Regions from separate parts of the Homo sapiens genome. Here region 2 is linked to region 1. A link is a loop called in an ENCODE intact Hi-C map of the cell type or tissue named here. Cell type or tissue: B cell. All regions are shown on one strand. Each heading gives the region's core, and the rest is flanking DNA. Links, peaks and the distances in the headings are about the cores only.

The links. A loop is a pair of places that touch in the nucleus more often than their neighbours do. Peaks named below come from ENCODE experiments on the same cell type or tissue, not always from the same donor. Only the 100,000 strongest peaks of a DNase experiment are listed, where the experiment ranks them.
Region 2: it touches region 1 in a loop (7-fold over the local background); 1 of 110 quality-filtered maps calls a loop at or near these places.

The regions. Positions count from the first base shown.
Region 1 is chrX:134,455,419-134,463,837 of GRCh38, forward strand. HPRT1 (hypoxanthine phosphoribosyltransferase 1) reads left to right here and starts at 4,747. Exons shown (of 9, transcript NM_000194.3): 1 at 4,747-4,920. The coding sequence starts at 4,894. RefSeq lists silencers at 4,619-4,738, 4,839-5,018. In B cell, for the core only: no CTCF peak of the experiment used is centred there; a DNase peak (open chromatin) is centred at 4,803; H3K4me3 peaks cover 1,353 bases; H3K27ac peaks cover 560 bases.
Region 2 is chrX:134,170,511-134,177,266 of GRCh38, forward strand. MIR106AHG (miR-106a-363 cluster host gene) reads right to left here and starts at 3,578. Exons shown (of 2, transcript XR_007068340.1): 1 at 1,159-3,578. RefSeq lists an enhancer at 1,643-2,450 and a silencer at 4,409-4,703. In B cell, for the core only: no CTCF peak of the experiment used is centred there; DNase peaks (open chromatin) are centred at 1,511, 1,661, 2,301, 3,581 and 1 weaker place; H3K4me3 peaks cover 2,625 bases.

The sequences.
Region 1 (8,419 bases), core at 2,012-7,011:
GTCTATATGCGAGGTTGGGAGAGATTCATTTATTTTAAGGAATTGGCTCACGCAATTGTGGAGGCTTGTTGAGTCCAAAATCTGAAGGTGTAGGCCTGCGGTCTGAAGACTCAGGGAGGAGTTGCAGTTCCAATCCAAAGGCAATGTGCTGGAGAATGCCTTCTTGATCAGGGGAGGTCAGTGTTTGTTCTATTAAGGCCTTTAGCTGATGAGGCCCACTCACATTATGGAGGGTAATATGCTTTCTCAAAACCCACCGATTTAAATATTAATCTCATACAAAAAACACCTTCACAGAAACATCCAGAAGAATGTTTGACCAAATATATGGGCCAAGTTGACACATAAAACTAACCATCATGGCCAGGCACGGTGGCTCACGCCTGTAATCCCAGCGCTTTGGGAGACTGAGGCAGGCAGATCACGAGGTCAGGAGTTTCAGACCGGCCTGGCCAACATGGTGAAACCCCATCTCTACTAAAAATACAAAAATTAGCCCGACGTGGTGGCACACACCTGTAATTCCAGCTACTCAGGAGGCTAAGGCAGGAGAATTGCTTGAACCCGGGAGGTGGAGGTTGCAGTGAGCCCAGATCGCGCCATTGCACTCCAGCCTGGGTCACAGGGCAAGACTTTGTCTCAAAAAAAAAGAAAAAGAAAGAAATTAACCATCATGTTAGTTAATTCCAATTATGGTTCAATTTTACACCCCATTTATGGAATAAAAGTAAAGTTTATGGAGGCCGGGCACGGTGGCTCATGTCTGTAATCCCAGCATTTTGGGAGGCCGAGGCGGGCAGATCACCTAAGGTCAGGAGATCGAGACCATTCTGGCTAACACGGTGAAACCCCGTCTCTACTAAAAAATACAAAAAAAATTAGCCAGGCGTGGTGGCAGGTGCCTGTAGTCCCAGCTACTCGGGAGGCTGAGGTAGGAGAATGGCGTGAACCCGGGAGGCAGAGCTTGCAGTGAGCCGAGATCGCGCCACTGCACTCCAGCCTGGGTGACAGAGCGAGACTCCGTATCAAAAAAAAAAAAAAAAAAAAAGTAAAGCTTATGGAAAGTTATTCTGATGAAAGTGAAACATCTGGCATTATTGAGAAAACCATTATCAACTCATTGAAAAAGTAAACATTTAGTATAAATATTTTTGTGATGATTGTTTTTCATAGAAATACAAATTTTGGCGGAGCACAGCACCATGGTTAAAAACAGACTTCTTAATAAAGAAATTTCTAGAGAAGAAATACAGTTGGACTTGGTTGTGGCGCACAAATAATTCATAATTGTGTTCAAACAAGTCGATTACAAAATTGTTTCTGGCTGGGTGCAGTGGTTCATGCCTGTAATCCCACCACTTTGGGAGGCCGAGGCAGGCGGATCACCTGAGGTCAGGAGTTCGAGACCAGCCTGATCAATATGGTGAAACCCTGTCTCTATTAAAGATACAAAAATTAGCCGGGTGTGGTGGCGTGCAACTGTAGTCCCAGCTATTCGGGAGGCTGAGAAAGGAGAATTGCTTGAACCTGGAAGGCAGAGGTTGCAGTGAGCTGAGATCACACCGCTGGACTCCAGCCTGGGTGACAGAGCAAGACTCCATCTCAAAAAAAAAAAAATTGTTTCTGGAAAGGCATCGGGAAGAGGAATCTTAGGTTACACTCATGCTTTCCTTATTTCTTCCTGCATGCAGATATTCCAGTAAAGAACAGTGACATACCTAGCATATAGGACGTCCAGAGTAGATAATTTTTTAACATTTTTCACCTCTATGACAAAATCATTTTCAATAATAATCATATAATAATTAGGAATAATTATTTTCTTGCTTTTGTCTGTAGTGGGAAAACAATATTTTAGAAGAATACATTTCCACTTTAAATATAATGTGGAAATTCAGTAAACCATTTCATATGTGAACCAGATTTTCACTTACCAAGAAAAAGTCTTACATCTTGCAGATTGCAGTGTTTGCTGTTTTCCATTTTAAATACAAATAAAAAGTCCAAATTGTCACACAGAATGACAAGATTGAAAGAACAGTACTGTTTCTTTGTTTTTACAATCATCTGGCTATCATTATTTGTTTCAAATCCACTATTAAAATACAGGAGTATCTGGTACTGCAGGATTTGGAGAAAGGAACTGCAAGCCAGAGGCAAGCTGGAAGGATTCTGAATTGTTGGGTACCTAATTTAGAAACAAATTTGAGTAGCTGAGACCACATGTGTCAGGGGACGAATATATAACCGGAAGTTCTCTGAATTAACTTCCTGATAGAACACAATGTTTGTTAAAAGGATAAGTAATGAAAATGTTCTAATATGAATTTCAAGTTCTATGCCAAATAGAAATGCATTCATATATTCACCAAAAGATATGTACAAAATGTTCATAGTAGCATTATTTCTAATAGCCCAAACCTGGAAACTGCCCAAATGTCCATCAACAGGGGAATGGATAAGAAGTCTTAGAGGCAGGCTGGGCGTGGTGGCTCACATCTGTAATCTCACCACTTTGGGAAGCCAAAATGGGCGGATCACCTGGGGTCAGGAGTTCAAGACCAGCCTGGCCAACATGGTGAAACCCCATTTTCTACTAAAAATACAAACATTAGCCAGGTCTGGTGTCACACGCCTGTAGTCCCAGCTACTCGGGAAGCTGAGGCAGGAGAATTGCTTGAACCCGGGAGGCAGAGGTTGCAGTGAGCTGAGATCATTCAACTGCACTCCAGCAGAGCAGCAGAGCGAGACTCTGTCTCAAAAAAAAAAAAAAAAGTCTTAGAGGCTAGAAGAAAGTGAACTGTTTAAGGCAAAATTATTATGGAACACGTAACATTGGTATCATCATGTATTGAGCCAAGCTCTATGCTAGGCACTTTTGCATATATTATTTTGTTTAATCTTCACCACACTCTGTGACAGAGATATTAACCTCATTTGACGTATAAGAAACCAAGCACGCAGGGACCAAGGATCTTGCCCAAAGTCAAAATGCTATAATAGTGGGGAACCCAGGATTTGAACTCAGTCCAAAGCCCATACATCCCTTTTCCATTACAGCCTGCTGCCTCTCCAGGATAAAGAGGGAAGACAGGGAAAGTAGGGAAGTATGGACTTCACAAATTCATACATGCTAAAATTATAACAGCTACTGTTTCTTGAGCACCTATTATGTGGCAAATACTATATGAGGTACTTTACATAAATGATTTTTAGAATTCTCGTAAAACTCTTCATGGCAGTAGTTATTATTCTCTCTCTCTCTCTTTTTCTTTTTTCTTGAGACAGGATATTTCTCTGTTGCCCAGGCTGGAGTGCAGTGGCACAGTCTTGGCTCACTGCAGCCTGGACCTCCTGGGCTCAAGCCATCCTCCCACCTCAGCCTCCCAAGTAGCTGGGGCTACAGGCACATGGCCACCAGGCCCAGATAATTTTTCATTTTTGTAGAGACTGAGTCTCACCATGTTACCCAGGTTTATTATTCTCATTTTTTAGATGAAGAGACTGAGGTCCAGAGAAGCTCAATGACTTGCCTAGTTTTACAAATCTCCTGCCATCACATACCCCTCAGCGTCCTTAATAAGAGGGAGGCCACCAACTATGTGCTGGGCACTGTGGTGGATGCTGGAGCTATAGGGTTGAGTATATAAGAAATGGTGTTGCTGGAGCAACTGTTGCTTGCTTACCTGACCTATCTGAGAATTAATTAGCAGGGGAACATATTTTTGTTTTCAGATTCAATATAAGAACTTGTGTGGGCAAAAATAAAGATCAGTAGTAATAACAGTAGTTCCCATTTGCTGACTGTACTGTCCTAAGTGCATATATATATACATACACACACGCATACCTATACTCCTCTAATACTCAAAATGATCCTGTTTATGTATTGTTAATATGCTCATTTTATTTTTAAATTTTTATTTATTTTTATTTTTATTTATTTTTGAGACGGAGTCTCATTCTGTCGCGGAGGCTGAAGTGCAGTGGTGCGATCTCAGCTCAGTGCGACCTCCGCCTCCCGGGTTCAAGTGATTCTCCTGCCTCAGCCTCCGGACTAGCTGGGATTACAGGCGCCCGCCTCCACGCCCAGCTAATTTTTGTATTTTTAGTAGAGATGGGGTTTCGCCATGTTGGCCAGGCTGGTCTCGTACTCCTGACCTTGAGTGATCCACCTGCCTCGGCCTCCCAAAGTGCTGGGATTACAGGCATGAGCCACCGCGCCGGGCTAATATGCTCATTTTAGTGAGGCAAAAATAGAGGCTCAGAGTCTGATTTGTACAAAACTACAGAGCAGTTAAGTGTCCTCTCAGATGTGTACCCTGATCTGGGTGACTCTAGGACTCTAGGTCTCAACTGTTACAACCAGTTAAGGGTTTGGGGAAGCACTGGGCCAAGAGTCAGGAAAATGGAAGCCACAGGTAGTGCAAGGTCTTGGGAATGGGACGTCTGGTCCAAGGATTCACGCGATGACTGGAACCCGAAGAGCCGGGGCCCGGTTTACGGCCGCCATGAAGCAACGCGCGCCGGTAGGTTTGGGAATCAGGGAGCCCTCTGAATAGGAGACTGAGTTGGGAGGGAAAGGGGCTTCGCTGGGGGAGCCTCGGCTTCTTCTGGGAGAAAATTCCCACGGCTACCTAGTGAGCCTGCAAACTGGTAGGCGCCGGCGTAGGCGCGCGGGCGGGGCCGGGGGCGGGGCCTGCGGGGCGTGGCGGGGCGGGCAGAGGGCGGGGCCTGCTTCTCCTCAGCTTCAGGCGGCTGCGACGAGCCCTCAGGCGAACCTCTCGGCTTTCCCGCGCGGCGCCGCCTCTTGCTGCGCCTCCGCCTCCTCCTCTGCTCCGCCACCGGCTTCCTCCTCCTGAGCAGTCAGCCCGCGCGCCGGCCGGCTCCGTTATGGCGACCCGCAGCCCTGGCGTCGTGGTGAGCAGCTCGGCCTGCCGGCCCTGGCCGGTTCAGGCCCACGCGGCAGGTGGCGGCCGGGCCCTGAGGCGCGGGATCCGCAGTGCGGGCTCGGGCGGCCGGGCCCAGGGAACCCCGCAGGCGGGGGCGGCCAGTTTCCCGGGTTCGGCTTTACGTCACGCGAGGGCGGCAGGGAGGACGGAATGGCGGGGTTTGGGGTGGGTCCCTCCTCGGGGGAGCCCTGGGAAAAGAGGACTGCGTGTGGGAAGAGAAGGTGGAAATGGCGTTTTGGTTGACATGTGCCGCCTGCGAGCGTGCTGCGGGGAGGGGCCGAGGGCAGATTCGGGAATGATGGCGCGGGGTGGGGGCGTGGGGGCTTTCTCGGGAGAGGCCCTTCCCTGGAAGTTTGGGGTGCGATGGTGAGGTTCTCGGGGCACCTCTGGAGGGGCCTCGGCACGGAAAGCGACCACCTGGGAGGGCGTGTGGGGACCAGGTTTTGCCTTTAGTTTTGCACACACTGTAGTTCATCTTTATGGAGATGCTCATGGCCTCATTGAAGCCCCACTACAGCTCTGGTAGCGGTAACCATGCGTATTTGACACACGAAGGAACTAGGGAAAAGGCATTAGGTCATTTCAAGCCGAAATTCACATGTGCTAGAATCCAGATTCCATGCTGACCGATGCCCCAGGATATAGAAAATGAGAATCTGGTCCTTACCTTCAAGAACATTCTTAACCGTAATCAGCCTCTGGTATCTTAGCTCCACCCTCACTGGTTTTTTCTTGTTTGTTGAACCGGCCAAGCTGCTGGCCTCCCTCCTCAACCGTTCTGATCATGCTTGCTAAAATAGTCAAAACCCCGGCCAGTTAAATATGCTTTAGCCTGCTTTATTATGATTATTTTTGTTGTTTTGGCAATGACCTGGTTACCTGTTGTTTCTCCCACTAAAACTTTTTAAGGGCAGGAATCACCGCCGTAACTCTAGCACTTAGCACAGTACTTGGCTTGTAAGAGGTCCTCGATGATGGTTTGTTGAATGAATACATTAAATAATTAACCACTTGAACCCTAAGAAAGAAGCGATTCTATTTCATATTAGGCATTGTAATGACTTAAGGTAAAGAGCAGTGCTATTAACGGAGTCTAACTGGGAATCCAGCTTGTTTGGGCTATTTACTAGTTGTGTGGCTGTGGGCAACTTACTTCACCTCTCTGGGCTTAAGTCATTTTATGTATATCTGAGGTGCTGGCTACCTCTTGGAGTTATTGAGAGGATTATAAGACAGTCTATGTGAATCAGCAACCCTTGCATGGCCCCTGGCGGGGAACAGTAATAATAGCCATCATCATGTTTACTTACATAGTCCTAATTAGTCTTCAAAACAGCCCTGTAGCAATGGTATGATTATTACCATTTTACAGATGAGGAACCTTTGAAGCCTCAGAGAGGCTAACAGACATACCCTAGGTCATACAGTTATTAAGAGAAGGAGCTCTGTCTCGAACCTAGCTCTCTCTCTCTCGAGTAATACCAGTTAAAAAATAGGCTACAAATAGGTACTCAAAAAAATGGTAGTGGCTGTTGTTTTTATTCAGTTGCTGAGGAAAAAATGTTGATTTTTCATCTCTAAACATCAACTTACTTAATTCTGCCAATTTCTTTTTTTTGAGACAGGGTCTCACTCTGTCACCTAGGATGGAGTGCAGTGGCACAATCACTGCTCACTGCAGCCTCGACTTCCCGGGCTCGGGTGATTCTCCCCAGGCTCAGGGGATTCTCCCACTTCAGCCTCCCAAGTAGCTGGGACTACAGGTGCGCACCACCATCCCTGGCTAATATTTGTACTTTATTTTATTTATTTATTTATTTATTTTTTGAGATGGAGTTTCGCTCTTGTTGCCCGGGCTGGAGTACAGTGGCATGATCTCGGCTCAGTGCAACCTCTGCCTCCCGGGTTCAAGCGATTCTCCTACCTCATCCCCCTGAGTAGCTGGGATTACAGGCGCCTGCCACCATGCCTGGCTAATTTTTTGTATTTTTAATAGAGACGAGGTTTCACCATGTTGGCCAGGCTACTCTCGAACTCCTGATCTCAGGTGATCCACCCGCCTTGGCCTCCCAAAGTGCTGGGATTACAGGCGTGAGCCACTGCGCCCGGCCTAATATTTGTATTTTTTGTAGAGATGGTGTTTTGCCATGTTGTCCAGGCTGGTCTTGAACTCCTGAGCTCAAGCGATCTGCCCGCCTCTGCTTCCCAAAGTGCTGGGATTACAGGCATGAGCCACCGTGCCTGGCCTAGGTAGACGCTTTTAGCTTTGGGGTGTGATGCCTGCCCCAGTATATAGTGAATTTAATTATTGCTAGAGCTGGCTGTTTGTTAGTTTTCTTTGAACATAAGATACTCATTGTTTTTAGTTTGCAAATCCCTCTTCCTTTTTAAAAAATTTCTTTCCCTTAAATTGTTTGCATGTTAGCAATAACAAATGCTTAAATGGTGCTATGTGCTAGATACTCTTCTAAGCCCTGTTATGTATATTAACTAATTTTTTAAATTACACAAATCAGAGAGGTTAAGTAACTTGCCCAAGATTACCCAACAATACTAGGATTTGAACCTAAGTTTGTCTCACCCCAGATTCTGCTCTTAATCTCTAAACTTTTAAGTTAGTAGTGACAATAGTAGGTATTTATTGAATACTTAACTATGTTTTAGGCGTTGAAGTAAATATTTTGCAGGCATTATCTAATGTAAACACCCTAAAGTTACATAACAGGTACCCTTTAGGTAAATAAACACTAGTATGACCTTGGAGGCACAGATAGTTGAAGTAACTTGCCCAATATCACTTACATGAAATTGGCCCTCAAATGTGTCTGATACAACCCATGCTGCTTGTAACTATCGTTTTAAACTGCCAGGGTAAACTTGGACACACTTGAGCTAAGAAAAAGCTTTTAGATTTTTGCAAATTAATGTGAAAGATATGCTTTATGTGGATATAATATCTTCTAAATTTCGGGGATGGTAGTCCTAGAAATGTAATCCTGCCCTAGCCGAGCTTACCCTGCCAATAATTTTTTACAGAATTGGTAAAACGGAGCACCTTTTTTTTGTCCTTGGCCACACTGTTATCAACAGGGTGTAGATTGACATCAATCTGTAGGTGTAAACCAGAATTACTCTTTGTGACCACCAGGAAATAGAGCAGTTCAGTTCAGGGGTTTCTTTCTGTGAATTTAGCACTGTGACCTGCATACTACAAGTCTACTTTGTTTTCTATCCATTGTTTGTATCTGGGTATTGCAAAAGGTAGGAAAAGGACCAACCAGATCAGCAGAGAAGAGTTGCCTTGGAGTTTTCTTTTAGTTTTCTGCAGTTCATTAGATAGTAACTAGGCCATGTCATTTTACTCCCTTGTAGTGAAGATATGTTGAAGTTGTACTGGTATACTCTTCTACCTTTCTGTAATTTTATATTGTGTAGACTTGATAAAATTTATGTGTCAATCACCACCA
Region 2 (6,756 bases), core at 51-5,050, 290 kb before region 1:
TACACAGAATTGAACACGAATAACACTGGCAACTGCAAAAAGTCCAATTCTTATGTATAAGCAGATTTTGGACTCCCCCTCTCCATCTAAGAAAATTTGATATCTGCATCTCAGTAATTTGCAGGCACATTCTATCCACCCTGATTTTATAAGAGGAGGACCTAGAGAAAGGAGCATGTAAAACCCAGGATGAGTATTCGAGTCTTCAGATCATTCAGAGCTTTTGGGCTCCATACGGAAAGTGACTGTTAGATTAAATGAATATTCCCAGCCCCCACCCCATTAATAGAAAATGAGAGAAATTTTAGAGCTGGTTTAAGAAACACAGCCTTACAGTCTTCACATAATGCACAGATGGCTGAGAGATGTCACATTTTGATCTATTTCAAAGGGCTCTACTTCTGTTTAAACATTTATGGACCCATTTTCTCCATTAAACCAAAGTAGGCAGATTAGCTCTTCTTCCCTTCATGTCATTATCTTCCATAAGAAAACCTTCTCCCATTTCCAAGTGCTTATTTTACCTAAGAACATACAGCAAGGAAGTGAGCCTCTATGTGAAAAAGGCTCACAGGGTCCCCTATCTCTTCCATGATGGGGTAACTTTTGTTTAAAAGAAAAACAAAAACGTTTGGGACAGAATCTGTAATACGTTAAACGAGTGAGGGAATTTTAAATGTTGAACTTTCGTCACGATATCTTATGCCACTAAATGAGTCTTTAGAAGTCTTTACAAACTAAACTGATTTATAAAACTTATACATCAATCTGGAATCAATTTTCTATTAGGGAAGAATGGATTTAGTATAGAAATGAGAAAAATAACATTTTTCCCCTTAAATTGGGTTTCTACACCTGTGAAGATTTCTTTTCCATTAAAAAAAAAATACTCCAAACTTGACTCAAAATGCATAGTATTTGCCAACCCAACCTGGCCAAACTGAGCCCCACAGCCATCAGACAGGGCGCCCTTCTAGTTACTACCTTTTGCTAATTAGCGGTTCATCTGGCATCCCTCGCGCACGCTGGGCAGTCACTCTCCAATCCCCTTAAATTGCAAATAATAATAATAATAATAAGGAAAAGAAAGAAAGAAGTCCTTCCCTGTACGCCTTTGTGGCTCCCTTTTGCCTCTTCCCGCGTCTCTCACACCCTTACCTAATGCTCCCGTTGAAGTCCGCGAGCAGCCCGCGCGTCCAGGGTGTGCTCCAGCTGCTCACACCACGCGCTCCAGTCCTCGTGCAGCCTCAGCCGCCGCCGAAATTAAAGAGAAAGAAACAAAGCATCATGGGAAACGGAGTTCTCCATTCAAAGCACCAAAAACGCGCCAAGCCCACGCCTCCCTCCCCCTCCATTCCCGGGTTGGTGGGATAGAAGCCAAGAGGGAGGGGAGTCCCTTTTTTCCCTCCACGTGCACCCCCTCATTTCACACCCTCACCACCAAAGTTTTCCAGGAACCTAAAGGTCAACGGTGGAGAAGAAAAGGGGAGTCGTTTCCCGCGCGCTGCCCGCTACCCCTCAACCGCACTCTGGTACTTTGCTTTTCTCAAGTCCCGCCCGCTCCGTCCCCTCCCACCCAACCAGTCAACTCTACCGGATCACAGCTGCCCCAACGAAGGGCTCCCTTCTTGCCCAGCCACCCGCTCGGGAAACCGCGCGCGGGACCCAGCTCCGGCCCGCCCCTCGCAGGTGGAGAGCGCGGGGATCCCGCACGGGCCGCCCTCTCCGGGTGTCCCCTCCACACGTATACCCAGTGTCCCAGCGCGCAGCTCGAGCGCTCCGGGGCCGGGTGCGAGCGCAGTCTCCCGCGGAGCCAGAAGGGGAAGAGAAGTGAGAAAAAGCGTCCACTAAATGGATCAAGGCCGCGAGCGCACATCTCACCCCAAAGCGCCCCTGTCCAGAGCGACGCGGGGCCACGAGCCTCCCTGCCACCACTTGAGGAGCGCTCCGTCCCCTTGGCCCTCTGTCCGTAGCTATATCCCTGGGAAAAGCCCGCCCCTCTGCCTTTAATAGCCCAAGGAAAAAAGCCCGCCCCCGCCCACCCGGCCCGCACAGGAATTAGGAAACGGAACCCCCACCCCGCCAAAGCGAAAACCCCACCGAGCCCCAGTTACCCACGGGCGGACCGCAGTCGGCATTTTCCCTTCTCTCTTCCCCCAAGCTGGAGTCCTTAATTAAAGGCGCGCCTGGGACAGCGGCCCAGGCAGAGGCCGTGGCCGGAGCCGGTGCGGGTGCCACCGGCATCCGGGCCAGGATGGCGCACTCACTACCACCTTGTCCCATCTCGCTCCCGCGGCGCTCGCCTCAGCCCCCCACCGGAGACAGACGACGAGGCCCACGGAGCCGTGGGACAGGGGTGTCCCCCACCCGGCGCGCGCATGCGCGCCACCTCGCCGCTAGATTGAAAGTGTTCCTAAGGCCCGAGGAGGGAAGAAATAGAAACACGACTTACTCTCTGCACATGTGAAAGTTTTAACCCCTAGCACCTTGTGCTACTGTTGGGAGGCTTTCGCCCTTGCCAGGCGCCCTCTTCACCCACTAAATCAGGGTTTCTTGGCAGGTATCGTTAACGGTAGCAGCCACCGAATACACGCGCAAATGTGCGGAAGATACGGTGCAATTATCTTGCTTTCTCCTCTCATTCCACCGCTAATGAGAACCAATTGAGGGCGGGCTGCTTCAAGGCCAAAGCCCGACAGCGCTCTGTAGAATAAAATGATGTCTTAGTTTAAGACGCACAATCAAAATGGAATTAAGCATACCAGACTTTGAACACCGGGCAAAATGAGAGACAACCGGGCTATATACCTTCTCCGCGTCCCTGGCGGACACAGGCGCAAGATGGGATTTGGGGAGCGTGCGGGGGTTGGGGGGGTGGGCGGGGGTGTGCAGGGTACGAGGTTACAAATCAGAGACCAGTGAGCACGCTGGGTCGGAGGAGGAAAGCCCTGGAAGGCAAGCGGGGGGCAAGGAAGGAGGGAAGGGGTGCAAAATGAAGCCGGACCCCTCCCTTTCCACCATTGTTACCAGGGTGATTGTGGCAGCCCAAAGCCCAGAAGAGGACAAGGGCGCCATGTGATTCTCAACCTGGTGCACTGGTGCACAGTAGTAGCTCAGGCAAACATTACAAAAGACTGGCCTCTCCCGCCCCTGGCCCGCGAAAGAGTCCAACCTGAACTGCCAGCGCCCCTCAGGAGTCAGCGGTGGATGCAACGAAAACCACAATCATTTCTCCAACGCGAGTCACTCGCACAGGTGGGCTTCCTCCCCTTTTTCATGCAACAGACCTTGCAGCCTACCCTGGCACGTCTGCGTGATACTTTCTGGAAACTACGCAGCCCGAAGTTTACTACCCAACCAGATCCCTCCTGTGAGATTGCACCGACTGCAATGCAACTTTCGACCTTTAATGGTAACGACTAGCAGTGGAAAGAAGAGGAGGGGGAGGGAAGAGAACTTAGACCCGACTTTAAGAAGCGTTGTATTAAAGCAAGATAAGAACAGTACCTTTGAGCTGGAGCAAAACCTGGAGTAAAAAAAAGGGTTTTTGCGAAAGTGGCGCGAAGATAATATCATGTGATCCGACCCCAGGGCGTCTCCTTCCCCTTTTGCCAAACTCCCCTCCCCTCGAAAAAAGGGGGGTTGGGGGAGCTACATCCGCTCCTCACAAACTATTAGCATAATTAATTGTGTCCTACAGCTGCAGCCAGAGCTCCCGGGTCAATGAGTAAACATATCCTCATCCTCTTCAACATCAGAACAAAAAAACCCATTACCCTGATTTTGGAAAATGTTCCCAAATAAATCTCATTATCTTCAAAAGTCTTTATTTGGTATTCGGAGTCTATGTGTCTTGGTTGGAGAGACAGAAGAAGGTTGGAAAAGATGAAATCATCCTATTAAAGGGAACAAGTAGAAGTAACTCCCCAAGAGTGACATATTTAAGTAAAGGTTTTCAAATGGAAATACCGTGTTGAGGGACTTCACTAGCTTAAAATTTTCCAAAAGTTTTAGCAGTTCATTAAACAAGACATCCTCCCAGTCTTCCTATTCGCCACCCCCCATCTCCCACCCCTCCTCCCAGTCCTCCTTCCCTTTAAAGCTAGAACAATACCCGGAATAAGGTATTTTGAGATTGCTTTACCAGGATATTTTCTTGTTCTTAATTTTTTTTAAGGGTTTGCAACATATAGAATGTCTGGATCAAGTTCCCAACTGGCGAAAATAATTTATTCCATCTCAGTACCTGTCTAGCACAAGGTAAAACTAACTAAGTACAAGATATAGGTTATGAGAAACTAGGACATTTTGATACACCAAATGATTTATTTTTGTCTCTTTCTTTTGGAAAAAAAATTTAATCATCGGCCAAAATACCTAGAGAATCAAAAAAATCTAAAGAACAAAGCATTTCACACACACCCCCCCCAAAAGTCAGAATAACTAACAGCTCAAAGAAAAGCACGTGATCCCTTCATGCTTTAAAACTTGTGGTCATGCTGAGGCTAAAAGCAAAGAGCTTGTGACCCCGCAACCCCGTCCCCTCCCCCAGACCACAGCCCAGGGCTTAAGGCTCCAGGCTCCCACCGGGCTCCTGCTCGCTCCCAGTATTGTGAGACAAACAATACTTAGGCATTCTGCAAAATAAAGGAGCCACAACTCCTATCCCCCAGTCACATCATTTATGACCAAACAGACTGGCCGGTGTGCGTATATACGCATGTATGTAAATATGATATAGAATACATGCCTACACGAAAGCCCAGATGTTCTGTCAGAATGTGTAAGAAAGGTATGGAAACTGGCCAAAGGGAGGGAGAACTTGTTATCTTTCGTGAGCCTAAGGATTCTCATCACAACTTTAAATTCTTGACACTATTTTGAGTTTATGATGGATTCAAAGAAAAACGGTGAATGCCCAGCAAAATATTCCCCTCAAAATAGACCCACTTTGAGCTTTCCTCTGCCTTGAAAAGGGGTGAAGGGATTCTTCTGTATTGACCTCTAGATTTAATTATGCCATATAAAGCAGCAATCTCAAGTAGTTTGGATTTGAACACCTTTAAGAATAAAATTGACATTTTACCCAGTTGAGAAATCATGTTACTTGATTTAGAAATAATATTAAGTGGCTTTGTTAAACCTAATGATTGGTATCTTAGAACAAAAAGGTCCCCATGGAAACCAGAAAGTAATTTAAGAGTATTATGTTCCTCACACAACTAGAATAGAGCTTTTGTTCTATGTGTATTTACTACTCTACATTTTTGAACTACACTTGCAATTAAGGTCTGTTACACTCTGGTTTTGCCCAGGATGAGAAGTTTAGTGTCCCACTGAAATATGTGTTTTGCTACATTTGTGTGTTTATGTTCATGTGCTCATGTGCATGCCCATGAGGCCTAAAACAAAGCCAGCAGATCAGAACACTCACTAAACAGAATGGAGGCGGAAGATCCCAAACAAAATATTTCAAATGCTATTTTGCTATTTGATCCTAGAGCAGGAACTGTGATTTCATTAGAAGTCTATCAAAACTGGTCTTCACTAACTTTATTTTTTAAACGAAGTATTCCTTCATTTGCAAACATTTCATAGTTTTTAGATGAATCAATCTTCTTTTGAATGCCAATCATACTAACACAAATCAGCCTGAAAAAATGAAATTTGAATTTTTTGGACCAGGCCTTAATTTGTTTATGAAAATTTATGTCAGCAGAACAAAGAGAAAAATTAGAGTCAGTAATGAATTTCTGAATCTTATTTCTTTTCAATAGCATATGCCAACATAAATCATGTAAATAAAATAAATACATCTTCAACTAAATAGCGTCCATGAGAATGAAATATCAATTTCAAAAGATTTGCCACTTGATAAGAAGCAGAAAATTTCACTAATTGAACATGCACAGTTAATATAACTTAGTTTAAAAAATGTAGAAAGTAAAAATATACTTATCCCAATCTCAAAGGATTTTATGAAGACCAAATGGCACCAGAAGGTGGATCAACTTTTCTGATATACAAATACGTTTAAAATACACATTTTACTAAATTTTACTTGTAAGTAAACCTTACTTTTACAAGCTGGTCTTTGCTAACTTTGATTTTTTAGAATAAGTGTCTATTTACAAACATTTCTTATCTCTAGTAATGATTTAATCTTATTTTAAATCAAAAGAGTAATCAAATTAAAATACAATTAAATTACATCTCACATAATTCAGCTGAAATATGTTGGTACTAGAACTTACAACATGGAGCTAATTTTGCTATTATGTGATGCCTTAAAATTACCTTGTTGTGTGGGTCTTTGCTTTTCTCAGTAGTATGTTAAAACACAATTTCCTCTCACTAACAACCATATTTTTTACATGTCAAATATTTTACATCAAAATATGTGTGCAAATATTGAAAAGATATAAGAATAACCTGCTTGCCATCAGTAGAAAAATTGTTTCTCAAATTAATTCTCCCACCTTGAGAATAGACTCAGTAGACATTAAAGTGATTCACTATTAAGATTAAATAGTGTTAAAGGTATTTTTACACTCTGTTTGAAACACTTTGATTTTCCTGTTTATGTGACCTTAGAAGTGGAACTTCTGGTATTACAAACCATAAAATTGCTAGCAGACTGTAATACTATAATCAAAGAAAAAGCTGTAAACCAGAAATGTTTTACACACATCACTTTTTTCAATCACTTTTCTGATTAAGTTTGTCCATCTTTGCACCATTATAAATTTTCTAAGT